3 separate regions of the Homo sapiens genome follow, and regions 2 and 3 are each linked to region 1. A link is a contact called in ENCODE Hi-C or POLR2A ChIA-PET data. All regions are on one chromosome and are shown on one strand. The core of a region is the stretch at or near the end of the contact, and the rest is flanking DNA. Distances in the headings are between cores, read along the strand shown.

Region 1 (5,060 bases), core at 1,075-3,574:
GTGGGACTAGAGGCAAGGCTGGGACTGAATGTGAGACGAAGAGGCCAGGGACAAACTGGGCAGTGCGCATGTCATCCACTGATACTGTGTTGGAATTAGAGAATGATATTGGAAGACACTCCAAATTTTCTAGAAAGCTTGGAAATCCCTATTTTTTCATGTAGAGGTTTCTAAGTTGTAAATGTTGACAGCTTATTTTTTAAAAATACTAGCCATGCACGGTGGCACATGTCTGTAATTCCAGCTACCTGGGAGGTTGACGTAGGAAGGTTCCCAGAGCCCAGGAGTTTGAGGTCCCCCTGGGTAATACAGTGAGACCTTGCCTCTAATAAATAAATAAATAAATAAATAAATAATGAATGAATGAGCGAAACAAACCTCATCTAATTTCCAAATTAACCCTTGGATTCCTGTTTCCAATGCTAGACTCTGACCTATGTCCGCCCGAAAGGCTTCATCTCTCACTCTGCCCCCTTATACTCACACCCTGTGCTCTAACCACATTCCAAGAACGGCAGCTCTTTGAATGTACCACACTGGTTCCTACTTTGGTGCCCTTCAACACATGTTGCCCAGCCCTGCCTTCACTACATGTCCAAAAGCCCTTCCTTGTTCCCTTTTCTTGCCTGCAAATACATATTGCACAGTTCAGCTCAAGGGCCTTTCTTCAAGGCATCCCTCACCCCTACCCAGGCCAAACTCACCATACCCTACCTTGTCACCCCCTATCCCAAAACTGTATATAACGTCCTTATTATATCTATAACATTTGGCTCTTATTTATTTTCTTTACTCCTCCTAAAAGACTCTAAGTTCCCCAAAGGCAGAGACAGTATCTTTTCAATCTCTATTCTCAGCACCTCATGCAGTAGCTAGTATACCATCATCATCATCATCATAATTAACACATTCAGTACTTACCATGTTCCAAGTGCTTTACAAGTATTAACTTGAACTCTCACACAAACCCTGGATAATCACCCTAATTTTACAGATGAAGAAACTGAAGCTGAGTGTCATAAGCTTCAACACCAAATAGTGTAGAGTCAGAGAGTATGGGTCTAGACCTTGCTTCTCTATCATGTTTTCTCCCATATGGCACAGTGGTTTTGTTTTGTTTTGTTTTTTTGTGTGGAAATAAAATTAAACCTAAGGTTCATTTCCTAGTAGTTGATCACTTCAGTATTTCCAATCTCTTTCTTATGTATCTTTCAGTTGCTAATAAAATAGAAAGCTCAGAGATAGTTTTGCCAAGAAGAATTTTATTAAAATACTGCCACTTAAGGACTCTAATCCCACCCAGCCCTCCTGAATTCATCTGGTCTTGATTCAGCCTTGGTGAAAACAGGGTGCAGTCTGACCTACCGATAACCCCATTAAGCAGTTTCTTTTGATGCAAACAGCAATTTAAGCAAATATGCCCTTTTGTTTTCTCTAGAGCTCTTTCTTATCGTAGTAATATCCAAGCTGAGCTTCATGTGGGAAATCAAAGAGCCAAAGACAGGGACTTTTCATTATACACAGAAATCCGACGGAATGCTTTTTATTCCCATTCAAGCAGTTACTACTTATCTGCGTGACTAAGGTATGGAAGATCTAAAAAGAAACTAAGTGCTAGTCTGGCCTCTACTCCTTCACCCAGATGGAAGTTTCACAAGCACGTTTAAAGCTTCGGGTCAAGTGCTGTCACTCTCAAAAACCAGTGGGTCTGCATTTTCCTTTGCACTACAAGTACTCTAACTACAGACATTGTTCCGGTTTTTATCTGATTATAAGTATCCAACTAAAGTAGTTAAATGTTTAGAAAAGGTAAATAACTGATAGTGCATAAGGGAACCTGAAGTACTCTGTTGACACTTAAATTATATAGCCAAGGACAATGGAGGAAATCATTTAGTGCTATTAATCAGTAATCTAACAGTATTGTGTCTGTGTGCAACTGTCTTTCTTTTGGCTAATATCTGTGAATTAATTGGTCATTGAAAAATCTGATAAAGGAATATTCTAAAAGTACACAGTGAAATCCAAATTATTTCTATCAATTACAGCTCACCTTTTCTGAGGCTTAAACTTGACATGTAAAAACATTTTAGTTATCTGTTTCAAAATGAACAATATACCTCTGGTTAAAATTCTACCTTTTAAAAATTAAGGTATTTGAGACCTACAGGGATTAATTCTCTACTTAATATTTACTTTACTTTAGTAGTTTTTCTACAGAAAGTTTGTGAAAGATTTCATCCCCTATATATGTTTCTTTATCCTCCAAAATCTGGTCCTACAACTGTACTCCTTGACCCATAAGGTCAAGTGGTGCCATCTGCTGGTCATAAGAAGTGGTGTCATCTGCTGGTCATTGGTATATAACTATGAGAAAAACCACGTGCACTGTTGTAGAAGCAACTTAAGTAAACTGCAGTAGAGTACACTTACCACTTTAGAATTAACCTTTAAGTTATAACTTCTCTCTTTCCCTTCCCCCTTTCTCTCTCGCACTTTCTCTTATGAAGCCAATATGACTCAAGTTTTAGACTATTTTAAAAGGCAGGTTTGAGAAAAAAAAAAAAGAAAGCAAACTTTTGATGCCCCCTGGTGTTCAGGTTCCTTAGCATTTCTGAACTTCCTCTTTTGCTAAAACTAAAACCATAATAATGTGTTCTTCATTCATTCATTCATTTAGTCATTCACTTATTCATTCATCTAATGAACATAACTATATCATGAACCTATGAATTACACTCTATTTGAGATAACTGGATACCAAATTGTGGCCAACATGACAAGGAAAGAAAAATGAAGAATCTCAAGACAAAATTCAATTGAAATCTGTTTTGAAGTGTCCTTTGAGTTTGTCAGTTCAGTTGTAGCAAATCTGTGATGGCTGCCCTTATAAGTAACCTGAGGAAGAGAGGAAAAGAGGGTAGAAGGTGAAGGGAAGAGAGGGGAGGAGGGAGAGGATGGGCTGGATCAGTGAACATAATATAATCCACTCATGACACACAGAACAGACAACTTGTTGCTTCCTCTTTAAGTGCATTATAAACTAACACTTTTTTTTTTTTTTTTGAGATGGAGTTTTGCTCTTGTTGCCCAGGCTGGAATGCAATGGCCCAATTTCAGCTCACTGCAACCTCCGCCTCCCGTGTTCAAGCGATTCTACTGCCTCAGCCCCCCAAGTAGCTGCGATTACGGGCATGCGCCACCATGCCCAGCTAATTTTTGTATTTTTTAGTAGAGACGGGGTTTCTCCATGTTGGTCAGGCTGGTCTCGAGCTCCCAACCTCAGGTGATCCACCTGCCTCGGCCTCCCAAAGTGCTGGGATTACAGGCGGAAGCCACCGTGCCCGGCCGACACTTTTAAATAAAGAGATAAATGAGCTTGATGGGAATATATTACTTTACGAGCAAGATTTGTGTCTAATGCTTTAACTTAATTGTGGCAATTATTGTCAGATGGTCTAGGAAAAAATTGTGTATCTGGTACATGACTTTTGGGGAGCTCTAGGAAGCCCTCAGCAACATCATATTTCCCTTTGCACACCTCTGCTCCAGAGATATTTTCACAGTTGGATAAGATGCTTCTTAGATGATCACCAATACTCCATGCCTACTCATCAGTCCAGCCACTTGAAACAATCACCAGTACAACAGGACCGCCATATCTCCATGATATGAAATGAAGAGCTCATCCACGTGCCAGGAAGGTGGTGCACCCCAGCTGAATGGGAACAGAAGTTCCTGTGCTCAGGACCCTTCTAGACTTCACTTTATGTATCTTTTTATCTGGATATTTATTCATATCCTTTCAAATACCCTTCATAATAAATCAGTAAACGTGTTTCCCTGAGTTCTGTGAGCCACTCCAGCAAATTAATCGAACCCAAAGGTGGGGGGAGGAGGTTCACGGGAACCCCAATTTGAAGCCAGTCAGTCCGAAGTTCCAGAAGCCTGGACTTGCAACCGGGGGGAAGGAGGGGATGGGCTTGTGGGAGTAAGCTCCTAACCTGTGGGATCTGATGATTTATCTGGGTAGATAGTTGGAATTAAATTAGAGGACACCCAGCTGGGTCCTCCTGCAGAATTGACTGCTTGCTTGCTGGAGGGGGAAAATAAACACATATTTTTGGATCACAGAAGTCTCCTGTGTTGATTGTTATGGTGTGAGAGCACAGGAAAAATGGTTTGAGAGTTTTTCCTAAACAACATGATATACACGTACCAAAATATCACTGTATCCCACAATACATACAATTATTTTGTGCCAACTAAAAATAAAAGGAAAAACAAGAATTTAAAAATCCTAGCATGGTACTGGCATAAAAGCAGACATATAGAACAGTGGAACCCAACAGAAATTTCAGAAATAAACTCCTATTTGTGGTCAATGTAGTTTTGACAAAGATTTCAAGAACACACAGTGGGTATAATGACAGTCTCTTCAATAAGCAGCGTTGGAAAAACTGGATATCCACCCACAGAAGAATGAAATTAGACCCTCATCTCACTCCATATACAAAAATAAACTCAAAATAGATTTCAGATTTAAATGTAAAGCCCAAAACTGTAAAATTTCTAAAAGAAAACGTAGAGGAAATGCCCTGTGATACTGGTCTGAACAGTGGTTTCTTGGATACAACATAAAAAGCATAGGAAATAAAAGAAAAAATAGACAAATGAGACTGTATCAAACAGAAAAATCTTCTGGACAGCAAAGGAAATAATAGAGTAAAGGAACAACCCAAGAATTCGGATAAAATATTTGCAAATCTGTCTTCTGATAAGGGCCTAATATCCAAAATATATAAGGAACTAAAACAATTCAGTAGCAAGAAAACAACCTGATTTAAAAAATGGGCAAAGGACCAAAGTAGACATTTCTCAAAAGAAGATAAATGGCCAACAGATACATGAAAAACTATTCAACATCATCAATCATCAGGGAAATGCAAATTAAAATCACAATGAGATATCAAGTCATTTCTATTAGAACGGCTATTATCAAAAAGATGAAAGAGAACAAGTGTTGGAGGGGGATGCGGAGAAAAGGGAACCCTTGTGCA
Region 2 (5,060 bases), core at 1,200-3,699, 450 kb after region 1:
CACTTCATCATTGCTCTCCTCCATTCATACAAGAGCACTCCAATTTTTAAAAGTTTCAGCCTTTCTACTCTTAAACATTTCAGCCTTTCTCTCTTAAAAATTGGTCTCTATGGCAGCAGAATAAGGGGAACCAGCAGTGGCAAGTTAGTCTTGCAGAAGAGAAGGAGTTCAGACTTCAGACTTGACCATTCTTTGTCAAACCTTGAAGCTCTGCCCACTAGCTCTGTGCTAATGGATGCTTTGGGAAGACTTCATTCCATGGGAAATGGAGTTTACTGGAACAGAATATGGATAATCTTCTAAAAGAAAGAAAGAGACAAAAGCAGGGATGATCACAGAGTGTTTCCTGTCTCTATACACTGAGACATATTGGGAATTTCAGTTTCTGAAGATCCAAGAAATAATAAAAGGCCTAATTTCCCATCTTAATTTCAGGTTCAGTTTTTTCCTAATTCCCAGGTCTCTCAGGCTCTCAGGCATGCACAGGGCCTCGTTCAAGTTATGTCAGAAGAAATCGCTATTCACTTCAAAGAAAGTTCAAACTTCTCTAAGCATTAGTTTTTCTGATCGTAGATATAAATAATTGTCTACACCTTTTACAGCTGTTTAGAGTTTTAGAACTAATGCTTATAGATCCTCTTAGCACAGGTTCAGTGATATTCTAAGTGCTCCCTTAATGTTAGTTTTTACCTTGGAAGGGAAAGTTGGATAGGTGGTTACTTGTTTGTATGTATGGTTTACTTCTATGTCCAGGCTTCCATGTATACATTCAGAAAATACTTCCTTGATTCTTTTTCGCTATTTGTTTTTTACACAAAAACGAAGAGGCACGCTGTTATATGATTATTACTATGGGTTTAGTTAACACACTTTGAATTAGATGTTGTGGACCCCACATTTCTTTTTTTTTAGTGACTTGCACTCAGAGAGTTTGGTTAGAAAGTCACTTTGGTCTTGAGGGAGATAAACAACACATCCCCAAAGGGCAACCTGGAGTTGCCCTTTGATGTGATAGTTGCCCTTTGATGTGATAGTTAACCACATCAGTTAGTGAAGTGAGTGAGGGGAGGGGTAGTTTGATGAGCTAGCTCCCGCAAGGAGACAAGGTATCCCCCCACATTAACCTCATGCTTTGTGTCCCAAATCAGGACAACTTTGACTCATTTCAGTCTTTATTCCTAGGCAGAAGCAAGTCTTAGTCCATGCCAGTTTATCCCTTGATCTGAAAATAGTCTCTGGCTGTCAGACACAACTATGTCTGAAATTAAGATTAAGCCCTATGAGTCTTCAGTGAACAAAATGGAAATAAATGCTGAAAATCCCCCTACCTATCTTGAAAGCATACCCTGGAGTGAGAGGTTGTTTTCTCAATTAAAATTTATCTTTTCAGGTGTTTTGTAGAAGTCTAAAGACTCAGTCAGTGGGCATGAGTCATCTGGCTGTGGTAAGATTAGAAATTCCTAACACATGATATAGGAGGCCAGTGCTCCAGGAGGCAGAGAAAATGAAGGAAAACAGCTTTCTACAGCTCTTACCCCCACAACCCCCATCTCTCTGTAACTTAATTTTTCTTCTCAAGTTTCGAACAAGTACAGATAGAACAACTTGTTTTCTAATCTTTTTCTCTTTTTCTCATTCCTCTTCTTTCTTTATTCTTCTTTTCCCCCCTCTTTTTGTTTCCTTTTCCTGACTCTTGAAAACCATGGCAAGTGCTTATTATTTCAGTTGAATATGTTAAAAATTGTTATCAAGAAGTTGATTTTTTGTGTATAAAAATGGTGAACTAAGATACTGTTAAAAGAGTGGAATAAATGAAGAGGAGAGACAGAAGAACCAAAGATGGGAAAAGGACTGGAAAAGAAAAAGAGACTAAAAGGAAGGTAAGGGGCGAGGAGGAAATGGGCCTCTGAGCCTGTAGAGACCAATGGGGACTACGGAAGTCTGAGTTTATTTAAAAGACTAACTGGGGAACATACTTTGCTAAGTTGTGCTTTTTCACTAGCTAATATCATAACTAAAAAACCAAAGGTATTGCAGCTTCTATTTCAGGAAATCGCAATCCAACTATTCAATTTTTTTTTCAGCTGTTTTGATGTTAAAAGATAGGCCAGAGCACAGGTTTTGTGCATTTGAAATTGCTAAGTAGCTGGCCCCACGGGTTATTCACTCACAGTGCTCTTCAGGTGACTGGTCAGTGTTGGTGAGGATAATGTTTCCATTGCTCCTTCAGTCTCTTTGGCCTGCTTTCCTGAAGGAGAGTAATACAAATCCTAATTAAAATGAAAATGAGAAGTTACTAAAATGCCCTTTCCTTTACAGAACTCTATTTCATTTACAGAGGTCGGATGTTCGTGTTTAACTACCAAATCCCTCTATCTCACTTAGAGCTCAGGAGTCAAATAATCTAGACAAATAAGTCAATGTAGTTCCTAAAAGTGCCGAAGTACTTTTCTGCCATAATTTTTTTTTTTTTTTTTTTTTTACTTTGAGGACATCTAGCGGCGGTTTAGTGGCTGTGTTCTTCAAAGGCAAACTGGAAGAAACTTCAGGACATAGTAGCAATGGCAGAACCTATTTTTCTGAACACCTTCACACTTACAGTGATTTATCTTAAGCCTGAAGACAAAACTGCTGTGGTCCTGGAGGATAAACAGGCTCATTCCAGAATCTGCAGCTAAATCCTCACTTCCTTCTTTCACTGTTATCAGACAAAATTCCCTTGGCCTAATTGTTTTATGGGTAGTTTTTAATGAGCTCGTTGTTTATTGACACAAATAGATCTCCTTTTAAAGACTACAGAATGGCCACAATCATGTCATTTCATCAACTAATTAACAGATATTGATAGCCTGCTTTGGGTGGATATTTTGAGGGTCATACTAAGATAAGACAAAGGTTTACGTGAAAGGGAACTTTTGACCTCTTTATTCTGTTTGGGCTTGAATTTTATTGGGTAGCATCTTCATCGGTGGAAAGAGGGCAGGTCTTTTTCAAATGCTGGTGGTGAAAGACTTCAGTTCTGTCCTCAGAGACGAGGGCCTAATAATCTGAGTTTTCCTTTCCTCATTTGTAAATGAAGGTGATTATACTTAGTTCATAAGGTGGTTGTGATGATGATATGAAACCTGAAGACAACTCACATAGTGTCTAGTATCTGGAAGACACTAAAAAATTTTTAAAACCCCTTGTCTACTCCCCTCACTTCACCCCATGCCTTCGACATGGCCCTTGCTGTAGTGGTCTTCTGGGCAAAAGTGTTCACTGCCTCACCCAGAGCCCTGCAAATGCCACTCTGATCCATCTTCATCTGAGTCTTTGGAGCAAACCACATCTCACAGCTTTGTAATTCTGATCTACTGACTTGCCCTGGATCTTTCATACAAACCTGTTCTATAAGATCAAGGTAAATCACACAAAATAACTTGTTAGGCAGAGTTTCTGATAGTTATGATAAGCAGCATCAAAACTGGCTATTTTAGCAGTAAATTCCCTGATAATCATGGGTTCAAGAAGTGACATGTTCAGCTTGTTGACATGGGAGCTGTTGATATCTATATTTTTCATTTAATGTAAATTTAGACAAGGTGATTTCTAAGATCCTCACTGCATGTAACAAAGTTCAAACATTTTAATTCAGTCTCAAAGAGCCACTCTAGTCTACTCACTTCTTTAGATTTATCTTAGGTCACTGTTGCCTTGCTCATTATATTCCTACCCATTCATTTAAAAAACTCTTTTTGAACTCACTGAGCTCTTTGCTACCTTTTGACACTAGACATAAGTTTTCTTCTTTTTGGACTCCATGTTTTATTCTTCATCTGGCTAATTCCTTCCTATTCATCCTTTGGCATCAGCATAAATATTGCTTTATCAGAGAGATTATTTCTGACCCTAATCTAAATTTGGTCTCTTCCTTTATTCTCTCTCCTTATACTCCTCCTTCCTATTATAATTTCTAAACATGTGTTTGTGATTTTATTTGTTCATTTATTGTCTGTGTCCTCACTAGAAATGTATACTCAATGAGAATAGGGACATATCTGCATTATTTCCAATGTCTAGCAAGGTGCCTGGTTCATGCAGGGCATTCAGTATCAAATGGCTGAAACTCAACCCTTCTAATAAAAAAGTCAATGGCCCTATGACTCATTTCTACACTTTAACACACTCCACATTTCCCTTGACAAAACTTTTGTTTTGCTTAGTAGCCCTCTGGGGAATCCCCTTGCCTCAGATTATTTTTGGTTACTGACGGTTTCAATTCAGCAAATCTTGATTTATAAGAAAGATTTCTTAAAATAATCTTCATTTTTCTCCATTCAAAAAATTATTTTTCTTCTTAAACAGGCAATTCAGTGTAGGTTTTTAACATATCTTTTGTGCAAACTTATAATAGTTCAAATCCCATTGGTACAAATTCCCTCACAACAGATATCTTTGCACAATGAAAAGATTTTTTCAAGCCCTCAGTTTGTGGGCTGAGAACGACTAAAAAGTTGAAGTCTGTTCTCTAGATTCTTGTCAGTGAATAATGTGCAGTTCCATAGACCTTATTCTTGACATGTGACTAAGCCTTACCTACTAGTGAACTATTAAGGAAGGTATTAAGGAGTGCTAAAATGTGGTATTCGTAAGCACCAGAGTATTAATCAAGCTTCATGAGGATTTGAATTTCTCCTTCTTTTACCGTATTAGGCTGGCACAATGTCTTGGCAATTGTAAAACTCCCAGGTAATTGAAATTTCCAGGACTACCTATTTGATAATCATTATAGCATGGTTTTAAAATTGGTTTTGTATATGTGATTAATATTGCTTTTTCAAAATTGGAATTGCTGTTCATTTAGCTTGATTCTTTTCAATTTAACTGGTGAATTGTTTGGTTAACCTTTCCCAGATCCTTCCAGTCAGAAGTAATTTCTCTTATTTCTGAACTCTTATAGTTCTTTGTAATACCATTTTAGTAGCCTTTATCAAAACCTGTCTTTCAGATATTTGGCTATGTCATTCAGCTCCCATTTTTGGACCTCTTCTGCTTTCTGGATTGTCTTTCTCCATTAA
Region 3 (5,060 bases), core at 1,799-4,298, 280 kb before region 1:
AGATAAAGTGAAAAAGACTCTCAGAGGGGAGCAGGGAAGCATTGAGCATAGTCATAAAGAAAATGACAGGTGAGGAAAAGAGCATACCCTTAAAGCTGCTTTGGTTCCTGACATCATCTGGTCCCAGGCCTTACAAATTCTTACACTGGACCCCTTCTCCTCAAGGTAGCCAGGGCAAGCATCTGATCCATAAAATAGAGCTAACCAGAATAGCTTATATAATAAAGCACTGCTGGAAAGCCTGAGCAGAGAAATATGTCCTCATTTATTGAAAGCAACTGCAGCATTGTGTGTGTGTGTGTGCGTGTGTGTCTGTGTGTGTGTGTGTTTACACCTTAAAAGCTGACTCCTTGGAAGTACTTTGTATATGAAACAGAACAAATGATAATTGCTATGACAGATATTCAACAAATGTGTTATATGTGCAAGGTTTTGTACTAGATACTGTGAAGATAAAAATATACAGAGAAGACATGCACTCTATCTTCAAACAATACTTAGAGGAGGATCTCTTTTTTCTCCCTCACAACCACGAATAAGCTGAAGAATAAATTCTGCCCTTTAAACACGGCAGGTGCACAATGATGTTTTACAGAAACAAATGCTTTATATGATTGAATCACATACAATGCTTTTGGGACACATAGGAAAAAAACAATTTTATTTAAGAGGATCAGGGAAGATTTCATCAAAGAAATGTAATCTTCACTGGGCATTATGGGATGGGCAGTTCTTCAGTAAAAAGAGAAACATGGAAAAATACACAAAATGGCATGACGATGTAAATGTGTGTTAGATTTTTAGAACAGTCTGCTTTGGTTAGGGCACAGGTACCTGGGAGATGCAAGAGGAAAAATGGTTTGGTGCAAATTTGTGGAGCACATTAATTATAAGGCTAAGGAGTTATGACTTTATTAAGTAAAAAAGCAAGACACTAAGATCATCAAATGTATGTTTTAGGAGGATAACTCTAGCAGACATGGAAAACAGGTTCAGATTGGGAGAAAGGCAGGAAATAGAGGCTGGGAGATGAATTAGAAGATTTTAAGCTGGCTGCTTGTGAGCTGGGTATGAACAAAGGCAATGGCAGCAGTAATGGGAAGCAGTGACTACCTGAGAGACACTGCAGAGATGTAGTCAACAGGATTTGACACATGATTAGATGGGGGGAGGAGGTGTGAGAGTAGGTGAGAAAAAAAATGAAAGGTAACATTCAGGTTCCCAATGTGAATGCTTGGCAAAGCTTTTAACCAAGATAAGACAAGAAGCCATTTAGATTGCAGTAGGATTCTGGTTTTCTAAGGATTGAGTTTGTGGTACAAATGGCACAGCCATTTGGGGGGATTTAAAAAGCAGCTAGAAAATGCAAAACTGCAGTAAAGCAGAGAAGTCTGGACTAAAAATGTTAGGTAGCACATCTTCAGTGTGTGTAAGAGCTGAAAACCAAATGGTAGATACAGATGCCCTAGGAAGAAAGAGAAATCAAGATTTAAAAGATTGGAAAACTATTGAAAATCTGCTTTAAGAGGAAGGGTGAATTCAGTGACTAGTCAGAGAGAAGACTGAGAAGACAGTTGTTAGAAATGTGATGAATAAGAGTAGTGCCATGAACATCAAAAAGGGAGCCTTGAGGGAACTAATGGTCAACAATGCGAGTGACTACTGGGTTCGCTGATGATTCAGTCATGAACACCTCACCTTTGGAAGCAGCAGTTCCAATCTAATTATGAGAACAGAGGATAGATTGTAACGGGTCATGAAGAAACAGATGCAATAAATATTAGCTCTTTTTGCTAGAAGTTAGGGCACAAAGAGAATATGATGGATGGGCCAGTAACAAAGAGGAGTGACAGCATCCAGGGAAGTTTAATTTTTAGATACACGAGAGGGCAGAAGTGAATAAACCTGTGGAGAGAATGTGAATATCCAAGAAAAAAGTTTTGTTTCATGAGACAGTGACATTAAATCCTTCAATGGCCCCTCATCTAACTTATGATATTACTTGTACTTTTCATAAGGCTTAGGAGACCTGTGTTGGGCCCCGTCCGTGTATTGCGCACCCCATTTCCTCTTTTCACCGCTATTCTCAACACTCCAGACATGTCAGTTGTTGATGTGCCAAGATTTCTAGCTTCACAGCTCTCACATATGCTGTCTGGGATACTCTTCCCCTGCCCCGCGACCCCCCCTTTTTTTTTTTTTTTTTTTTTGCCTGAACTTAAATAATATTTCTTCCTTAAAGTGGTTTTCCTTTACCACTTCCTGTCTAAATTAGGTGTCTTTGTTATGTTTCCATACACAAACAAGAAAGTCCTTCGCCATAATAATCAAACTTGCAATGGTTATCTTTTTTCTTAGACTGCAAGTCATAGAAAGGTACGGACTATGTATGGTACATGGGAGGTGCTGAATAAATACTGAATGATGAATAAATAACTGAAAAAATCTAGGTCATGGCACAGGAAGTCAGGAAAAGGCTTTCTGTGCTTCTAATAAAACTGCTAGAACTTTTATATTCAATTCAGGTAATGATGCAGAGAAGAGTTATCTAATTCAAAATAATTATAAGCACCATGTAATAACTTTGAATGTGTTACATTTAGGGAAATATGCATCTATAGACTCTAATATTTCAATTTTAATATATGGGCTTTCTCTTATTATTGGATTTGTGACCTTACCGCCAATTATATTTGCTTCCTTTGTTTTTTTTACCTCTTTTTCATTCTCAAGTACCGATTGTTTTTTCAAGTACACTAGACCTGGATCTCCTTCCCAAGATAACCTCTGTCTCTCCAAGATCCTGCAATAGCTCAACACAATTTTTTATGACAAGTCTCCAAAGTCCAATATTTGAGTTTCTTATACACGTTTTACAAATCAGGAAAGGTTTGCAAGAAGAAAGGCAGGTGAGAAAACACAGGCAGGGATCATTCTGGGTCACACAAATTCCATGAATGCTCTTCTATAAAAACTTTCAATGGCCAAGTAATTAACTTGGAATCAGCAAGTCAAATCACTCATTTTTTTGCAAAGTTCAGCAATTAGATAGAACATATTTCCAAAGAATGCAAACCACGAAGGTGGCTTGCTTCCAAGTAACTACATCATTTTCCTGTAATGCCATCCCAGTTGGTTTCCTCATGCATGCTTGATGATTCTCCTCACTATGCATCTTTTTGGACTTCCAGATTTTGACTCCTAAACTTATCAAATTAACTTTATTGACAGAAAGGGTTTCTGCTTTTGTTGGATACATGTAGATTATGTGCCTGCTCAGACAGTGTAAACTGCCACTCTTTGGTAATCTTATCTTCAAATAAGGACACACACCTGCCCTGATACTTACTCAAATACTTACTCAGATTGACTAATGAACTTATAATGAACTTTCTTATCATTTACCAACTGGGCTTTGCTCTCAAGGACATAAAAACTATGATCTTTACATCTGGGACATATCAGTAATTCTTAACAGTAAAAATATATGACCATGTATGCAGTTCATGGGCAAAGTCCATTAACACTCACTTAAAACTAATATTTTCTTCATCCAAGAGTAATAACTAAACATACTTCTTAAACTGAACCATGCATTCAAGAAACCTTAGGTAACATCTAACGTGTTATCTATAAAGTCTCCCCCAGCTACGCGACAGGAGGATCTTGCTTACCCACATTCCAATTAGATTTCCCAAAGTTTGGCTACTTGAGCAGCACTTTCACAATTTTTGTCATATTCCTTGACTATAAATGCCTTAACATTTTATTTAAATTAATTTTAAAAATATTAAAACAAATTTACTTTTAAAAGGAGATGCTGTGTATTTTTCTAATGTATATTAATATACAAAACATTATATAGAAATAAGAACATCATGTAGGTTTCAGTGAAAACTAAAAGTACTTTGGTTTTAATGCTTTGGTTTTGTTTGTTTTACAAGACAGGGTCTTGCTATGTTACTCAGGCTGGCCTTAATTCCTGGGATGCAGCCATCCTCCCACCTCAGCCTCCCAAGTAGCTGGGATTATAGGTGCATGCCACTGTTCCTCGCTTTAATATGGTTTTGAGACAAGTATTGATTCAGTAGGAAATCCATTCTAGTGGATCCAGCCAGTCTGCCCTACCTTTCTGCTTCTGCATTCCTAGATGAGATACCTGAAAGGGGATGGACTCAACAACACAAATCTCCTATCAGTCTAGCTGCTACAAATACAATGGTAAACGATTAAAATCCTACAAATTAAAACAGTATAGCCAGGCTTAGAATAAAATATTTTAATTTTTTAAAAATTTTAATCATTTCAAAAGCAAACTTTTGTAGGAGTGAAAGGAAAAACGGAGGGTTGAAAAGAATTTATAAGCCATATCTTAGAACTTTTATTTGTACAGCTTCTTACCATTCTCAAAGCAGTTTTATATACCTTACCTGATTTGAGTCTCATAATAAGCCAATAACATAAAAAGCAAGTATATGAGTCATAGAATAATTATCATTTTATTTCTAGGCTTTTAGATAGAGTAAGAGAAGCAGGACCTTTCCTCAAGATAAAACTAAAATACCACGTTTCTTCTGTTTTTGACTGGAATTATTTAGCAAATAAGTGCTTCAGGTTGGATGAGAACAAAGGTTATCTGCCTTCTATCCAGAACTCTGCTTTTTTTCTCACATTTAAGTTAGACAAAAACAACATAAAACAATAAAACACTGAAATAAATTTAAATACAATTACTAAAAAAACCCAACTTTTTTTATAAATTGTCTTCCAATTTGCTTACATAGTTTTCACAGCTGTATTTTGCTTTTCCCTCTTTTCTAATACACCATATAATCTCTTCTACTATTACCCCCAATTTACAAATAAGAAAACAGATTAAACGATCTGCCCCAACTCATGTACATGGTTACAAAATGGCAGAAATGGGACTAGGACCCAGATCTTTGTGCATTTCATTCTGACACTCCTACTACTACACTACACTACCTCATAAAGGAAAAGACATCTCAAATTTTTTAAAATCTGCAAAAATAAGAAATAGCTCAAGATATGATCCTTTA

The links. Hi-C counts contacts between places; a loop is a spot of excess contacts on that map. ChIA-PET counts read pairs that join two places held with the same protein, here RNA polymerase II (POLR2A). Pooled maps may share reads with other maps.
Region 2: a loop to region 1 is called in a pooled map, with 2.4 times the contacts of the local background. The contact joins two enhancer-like sites. A Hi-C loop is called at or near these places in 1 of 50 pooled maps. POLR2A ChIA-PET finds 5 or more read pairs at or near these places in 3 of 52 experiments (OCI-LY7, WTC11 and activated T-cell).
Region 3: a loop to region 1 is called in a map of PC-9, with 5 times the contacts of the local background. The contact joins two enhancer-like sites. A Hi-C loop is called at or near these places in 10 of 168 maps with a recorded cell type or tissue (CD4-positive, alpha-beta memory T cell, CD8-positive, alpha-beta T cell, Caco-2 and 5 more) and 16 of 50 pooled maps. POLR2A ChIA-PET finds 5 or more read pairs at or near these places in 2 of 52 experiments (AG04449 and BJ).

What each region holds. Positions count from the first base shown.
Region 1 is chr9:21,787,292-21,792,351 of GRCh38, forward strand. No RefSeq gene overlaps it. Among named protein-coding and RNA genes, the nearest start is that of MTAP, 13 kb to the right of the region's middle. Within about 2 kb of position 2,325, at least 5 of the 41 ENCODE cell types and tissues checked have a DNase peak (open chromatin) inside an H3K27ac peak, as active enhancers do; they include PC-9, where a contact is called at or near this core.
Region 2 is chr9:22,236,667-22,241,726 of GRCh38, forward strand. No RefSeq gene overlaps it. Among named protein-coding and RNA genes, the nearest start is that of DMRTA1, 210 kb to the right of the region's middle. Within about 2 kb of position 2,450, at least 6 of the 41 ENCODE cell types and tissues checked have a DNase peak (open chromatin) inside an H3K27ac peak, as active enhancers do.
Region 3 is chr9:21,503,949-21,509,008 of GRCh38, forward strand. The region is part of intron 1 of MIR31HG (MIR31 host gene); the gene reads right to left. Among named protein-coding and RNA genes, the nearest start is that of MIR31, 5.7 kb to the right of the region's middle. RefSeq lists an enhancer at 894-1,429. Within about 2 kb of position 3,049, at least 3 of the 41 ENCODE cell types and tissues checked have a DNase peak (open chromatin) inside an H3K27ac peak, as active enhancers do; they include PC-9, where a contact is called at or near this core.